Regions from separate parts of the Homo sapiens genome. Here region 2 is linked to region 1. The links are chromatin loops, found by intact Hi-C in ENCODE. Cell type or tissue: PC-3. All regions are shown on one strand. Each heading gives the region's core, and the rest is flanking DNA. Links, peaks and the distances in the headings are about the cores only. Region 1 has its middle 100 kb from the start of LINC00383. Region 2 has its middle 42 kb from the start of LINC00550.

Region 1 (2,941 bases), core at 291-2,790:
GCGTCAAAATGTGTCCCTGTTGTAATATTAAGTGAGAAAAGTGTATTCTACAATATTTTGATTATTTGAACTACATAAACATCACTAAGTCATAAGCATTTAAAATCCTCTTCTATTACAATGAATTGTTTCATTCTTCACTCTCATTTTGTTTCAATACACTCCATATTCCCATTAGTTGAATCTACCTGAGAAGTTGTCATTTGGGGATTCAAGAGTGAATGAATAATATTTGAAGGGCAAGAAATCTGGACAAGGATATTATCTCATGTTTAAAATAATGTCTTATTGCAATTTTACACAGATAATGGAGAGGTATCATGATTCTTAAAATCTCAATCCCCCAAAGAAGAGTGAATTATAAGTTCCTTAAAAGACCTTTACAACATAGGTTACATAAAATTAGCATTAATATTAGAGTGGCTATGAACATTTACATTATGTTATAAAATATTGTCTACAGCCAAAAATAGTATATCTTTTCTGACATATTTAAGATTCATATGTATATTTGATATGTTTGTATGCAAGGTTAGTCTTACTCGTGCAAAATATAAAGATTCAGATACTTTACAATCTTTATAAGCTCGGTGAAATATATATGCACCCCATATTTCCAAAAACAGAAGAAAAAGAAGAAAGGAATAAAAAACAGGCAAAAGGAAAAGAAGTAAAGCAAATTGCCCCAAACACAATGATTAGTCATGTCGCTTCCCAAAGCCTTGATGTTTCTTTAATAGAAGAAAGGTCAATGATTTTTATGTATAAGCAAAATTAACAATTATAATTTATCAGTATTCTAAGTGAGTTAGAACACTGCTGAAAATGTTTGATTGGATTTTAGATTCAGAGCAAGTTCTGATTGTGGAATATGAGATTTTGGGTAATGAGGGACATCATGATTCAGCTTCCTCATGCTCAGGGGAATCTGGTACCAAAGGAGAGGAGAGGTCTATATTTCACAATTGTAAATCCAATATATGCTTGCTCACTTCACATAATGTCTGATCATTCCTGATAATGTAGATATACTTGTATAATGTTCATATGTTTAATTTTGAGCTTTAACAAAAATAATTCTGCTACTTTTGATAAGAAACCTATATATATAAAAATTCAAAATATTAAACTAGTAAAATATGTTAGAAAAATGTGTTTTGACATTATTTTGCACAAAATATTGGAAATGTTTTTATTGCTGAGTTATCAATTTCTACAGTTATAAAAATAATGACTTAATTAACTTCCTACTAAATATATGTTCCCATTGCAGTGTGTTCTATTTTGGGGGGCAGGAGGGGGAGATTGGCTTTACTTGTGTCACTGACACACAAATGGCTACATCTGGAGAAAATTTTGAGACCTATTATATTATCTAGAAAATCTTTGTATACATAAAATGAATTCCAAGCAATTGTAAAAGAATTCTAGTGTTAGAAACACTACTTAAATATGAGTAGTAAAATATAGGGCAAGCTACCAAGAAATATCATTACTAATAAACACTTTTTGGAAGAGGGGGACATTTTTCCAAAAGAAAAAAAAAGTCACTTATGTATTAAATCCAGAAGGTGGCAATCTTGTACTATTCATTGTATTATGCACACGTCATTTTTCTCTTCTCTCTTCTATACACACATACACACACACACTCACACACTTAGATGTACGTATGCATATTTAGAAGTCTAAACACATAAAACTGCATGCATGCATTTATACAGTGGATACTTGTTCACATGGCAACATTGCAATATAATTTATATCATTGTCCTATTTTGCCAGGTATATGGAGTTAACAATATATTTTAGTACTTAATTTGGAATATTCACAAATATATCAAGAAATAGTTTTTGATGCAAAGTTAGTGCATACATGCATTATTGAATAATCATTTTATGTTTCATCAATTATGCAATACAGTATTAAGGCAAAAATAATTTTGTTATGGAAAATTCATTTTCAAAATTGAAATATAATTGTATCAATATAATCAATTGTTTTTATGGTTTTATTTGGGTTGTTTGCAGTGAAGCACAAACATATCAAGTAGGATAGAAAGTCAGTTGTGATAGTTCAATGTATTTAAATGCAAATTTAACATACATAGTAAATTGTAATTCTAGATCAAGGAATAAACAATATGAGTGAGTCAAATATATTAGACTTCAATAACCAGATAACTAATTCTTAGTTATGTAAACTATTCTTAGGGATGATGTCTCCAGCAAATGTGTACCTACATGAGATCTAGAGGCTAAGTAGAAAATAAAAGAAGAAAATAGCTACAGACGAACATGTGGTTTAAAAAATTAAGACTAAAGAACAAAGAAGTAATTTCAAATCGTTTTAAAATATAAATGAATATGTGAAGTAATCCTACAGATGTGTAAAGACTTTATTTCATTTTATTTGTGACAAACCAAATTCTATTTTTTTCTAGGTTATACAACCCATTTCGTTCATTTATGAATCAATTTTCTGTATCATTTTCTTTTCACTTGTATGGAGACAATGTGATACCGTGGACATAACATGGGGCTTTAGCCTAAAACCAAGCTGGATGCATGCTCTTGCCTCCTGCAAACTAGTAACCTGACCTTGAGCAAGCTACTTAACCTGTCTGAGAAACCTACAGCCTGTTGAGGAAATAAGGGCAACGTTACATAGAGTACAAAGTTGTTGCGTGTCATAGTTCATACTTTATAAAAGTTAGTTTCTTTTATACTTTCAAGTTTTGTTCTTGGTGTAGTATTTATAATGCTAGGTAGGAAATTCAAAAACAATTTTACATTATGGCTTTTATGGTGCTTTTGCAAATCTGATTACAATATAGGAGTCTTTTCTAAGTGCTCCACGTTTTATTTTCCCCAAGAAAACATATAAATTCGTGCACTTGTAAAATTCTGTTTTTTGAAACACTCAATTTTCACAAAAAGT
Region 2 (2,941 bases), core at 226-2,725, 400 kb after region 1:
AAACAGAAAGGAAGGCTCAACACAGGTATAAATACTAATCGTTGTTTTAAGTTCTTGAAAAACTGTCAAAAATTTGGAGTTACTGATAAAAATGGTAGGAAATATGTACTGTAACCATTTGAGACATCTCGACTACAACATAAAATTCATATTATAGAGTAAAATGCCCCATTATTAAAATTAGTCTCGTTCGTGTTTATCATTTCTTAAATGCTTTTAAAGTCTTACTTTTCGCATTTCAAGAGTGGAGCCAAAATGTCAGGTTAGTTCTATAGTGAAAACATTAATTATAGCTTAAAAACTTATACTAAAGTTTTAAAAAATTTACACGCAGAATGATTCAACTTCTACAAGTAATAACTTTTATCATTTTGTAAGCAGAATGGACTATAATGTGTACTGAGTACACTACCATTGATCTTGTATACTGTGATTGTTTCAGTGTATAGATTTTATAAACCACATCATTATTTAATTTCAATATTATCACTAGTTAAAATGCTAGTTTAATCTATTAGTTTTTTAGGGCTGCTGTAACAAATTACCACACACTTGGCACTTAAAACAACAGAAATTTATTTTTTTCACAATCCGGAGGCCACGACTCCAAAAGCAAGGCGTAGATGGGGCTGCAACTCCTCTTGAATCTCTCAGTTTCTGGTGCCTGTTCTCATTCATTGTTTTATGGCTGCATCAATAAAATCTTGACCATCTTTACCTTGTGCTCTCCTCTGCTGTGTCTGTTTAATAATTCTCTGTCTCACTCTTTGAGAACACTTATAATTGAATTTAGCCCACTTGGATAATCCAGGACCAGCTCCTTCATTCAATTACTTAATCACATACTTTGCCATAAAAATTAATATTCACACTGTACACATATCTTTTTGGGGGCCACGATGAAGCCTCCAATAGTCTCACATTTCAATTAAAACATATGGTTTAATCAATTATGTTCTTTGAAAAAATTGTTTTAACTGTAATTTATGATCAAATGAATTTGTAAAACATAAAGATTGTATCACTATGACCTATAAAAGAACCAAAGATATTTTCCAATCTGAACAAAAAAAAATAGTGCTTAGAAATTCTTTTTCTTAATAACTGTAGAAAAAAAATTACTCTCTATGACTTATTTCATGACATAGTTTCTTTGGTTCAAAAGCATTTTTATTATCAAATATTGCTTTAAATAGTATAGCCTCAACAATGAAGCAGAAAGTCAAGTCCAGTAATGCATACATATATTTATGTCTAAAAAGTAATGAAGCATCTTTGGTGATAGGCAAAAATCTAACCTTTTGTTTGTTTGTTTGTTGAGACAGGGTCTCATTCTGTCTTCCAACACTAGAGTGCAGTGGTGCCATTTCAGCTGACTGCAGCCTGGTCTTCCTGGTCTCTAGCAATCCTCCCATCTCAGCTTTCTGCGTAGTTGGGATCACAGGTATGTGCCACCACACTAACTTTTTTTTTTTTTTGGTAGAGATAATGTCTCACTATGTTGCCCAGGCTGATCCTGAAATCCTGAACTCAAGCCGTCCTCCTGCCTCAGCCTCTGAAAATGCTGAGATTACCTGCATGAGCTACCATGCTTGGCAAAATCTAACTTTTAAGAAACTTTCAAAAACATGCTTTTAAAAAAAATCAGTTATAAAACTATTGAGGATAATATTTAGAGATCTTTCATAGCTATTTACTGAATTTCAACTAAGTATTATTTTGAGTGTTCTACGATACCTTGTGTAATATAATTGTAATTTTTTATTGTTTCTATTGACCTACAGCTTTTCATTGTAAATAAAATAAAGTCACTGTGAATAATATACTTCTCTTTTGTCAGAATGTAAAACTTTAATCCATTTGCTTCATGTATCTAAAATTTATTTTTGATTTGATTTGAATTATATATACTTAATGTATTTGTTGATACATTTAACAATTTAATTAAGTAGTCACCATTAATTTACCCTCATTAGAATTTATTTTTTAAAATTAAATAAAAAGTGACAAAACTAATTTTGTTCATCTCAGTTATGTTACTTTATATGTGATGAATTAATTTGTATTGAAAGTATAGTTGGGTTTACAGGTAGTTAGTAAACAATTCTTTAAAATGCTGTAGAAGTTTATAGTTAACTATGTTATAAACATTAATATTTCCACATCTAAATTTGAATGTGGAACAGTGGTTACCTAGAAAAACATAAACATTTCTTTGAAGAAAATCAGAAAATCTTGAAAGACAAGACAATAAACTGCTGTAGAATTTTCAACCTGCAAAAGTTATGCATATATATATATACATAGGTATACTATTTGTTTCCTAGCTTCCTTTGCCACTTCAAAAGTCCCAGAGATTAATGTTTTAAAGGCGACAAGAGCATGTCAAGAAATAAGAACAGAGCTTATTTTGTACTGAGGCAACAGAAATATCATGTTGTAAACATGTTTATTAACCTTGGCTTAGAGAGCAGACAGACAGCCTACTGCTGTGTTAATAACCAACCTGAAGAGGACAAAATGAAAATGTAATTATGTGACATCAAAAGCTTATTGATTTGTCAAAATGCAATCTTTCAAGCATTTTTTTTACTATTATTCTGCCAGAATTCTCTCTCATTAACCTCTTCATATTTTAACACCAGGAGTATCACCATTTATGAAAAATAAATGTAACTGAGATAATTTCAGTTTATCAAAAGATGTTAATTTAAAGGTTTTCTAGGAAGAAAAATATTAAAAATTATAAAAAAGAGTATGGACACTAGTTTTATGAAAGTTGTATTTTAAAGTTATTCATGCTTGAAGGAGTGGCAATGGATATATATTTCTTATTTTATTTGTTTAAAGGATTCCAGGTATATATGCAATACTTGCTATAACTAGGGAAAAGAAGGCCATGACCATATAGTCAATTTAAAAACTTAAAATTATAAATGAT

Evidence for each region. A loop is a pair of places that touch in the nucleus more often than their neighbours do. Peaks named below come from ENCODE experiments on the same cell type or tissue, not always from the same donor. Only the 100,000 strongest peaks of a DNase experiment are listed, where the experiment ranks them.
Region 2: it touches region 1 in a loop (5-fold over the local background); 4 of 110 quality-filtered maps call a loop at or near these places.

Annotation. Positions count from the first base shown.
Region 1 is chr13:69,322,951-69,325,891 of GRCh38, reverse strand. No RefSeq gene overlaps it. Among named protein-coding and RNA genes, the nearest start is that of LINC00383, 100 kb to the right of the region's middle. In PC-3, for the core only: a CTCF peak has its summit at 1,578 (motif pointing right); no DNase peak of the experiment used is centred there.
Region 2 is chr13:68,926,036-68,928,976 of GRCh38, reverse strand. No RefSeq gene overlaps it. Among named protein-coding and RNA genes, the nearest start is that of LINC00550, 42 kb to the right of the region's middle. In PC-3, for the core only: a CTCF peak has its summit at 1,327; no DNase peak of the experiment used is centred there.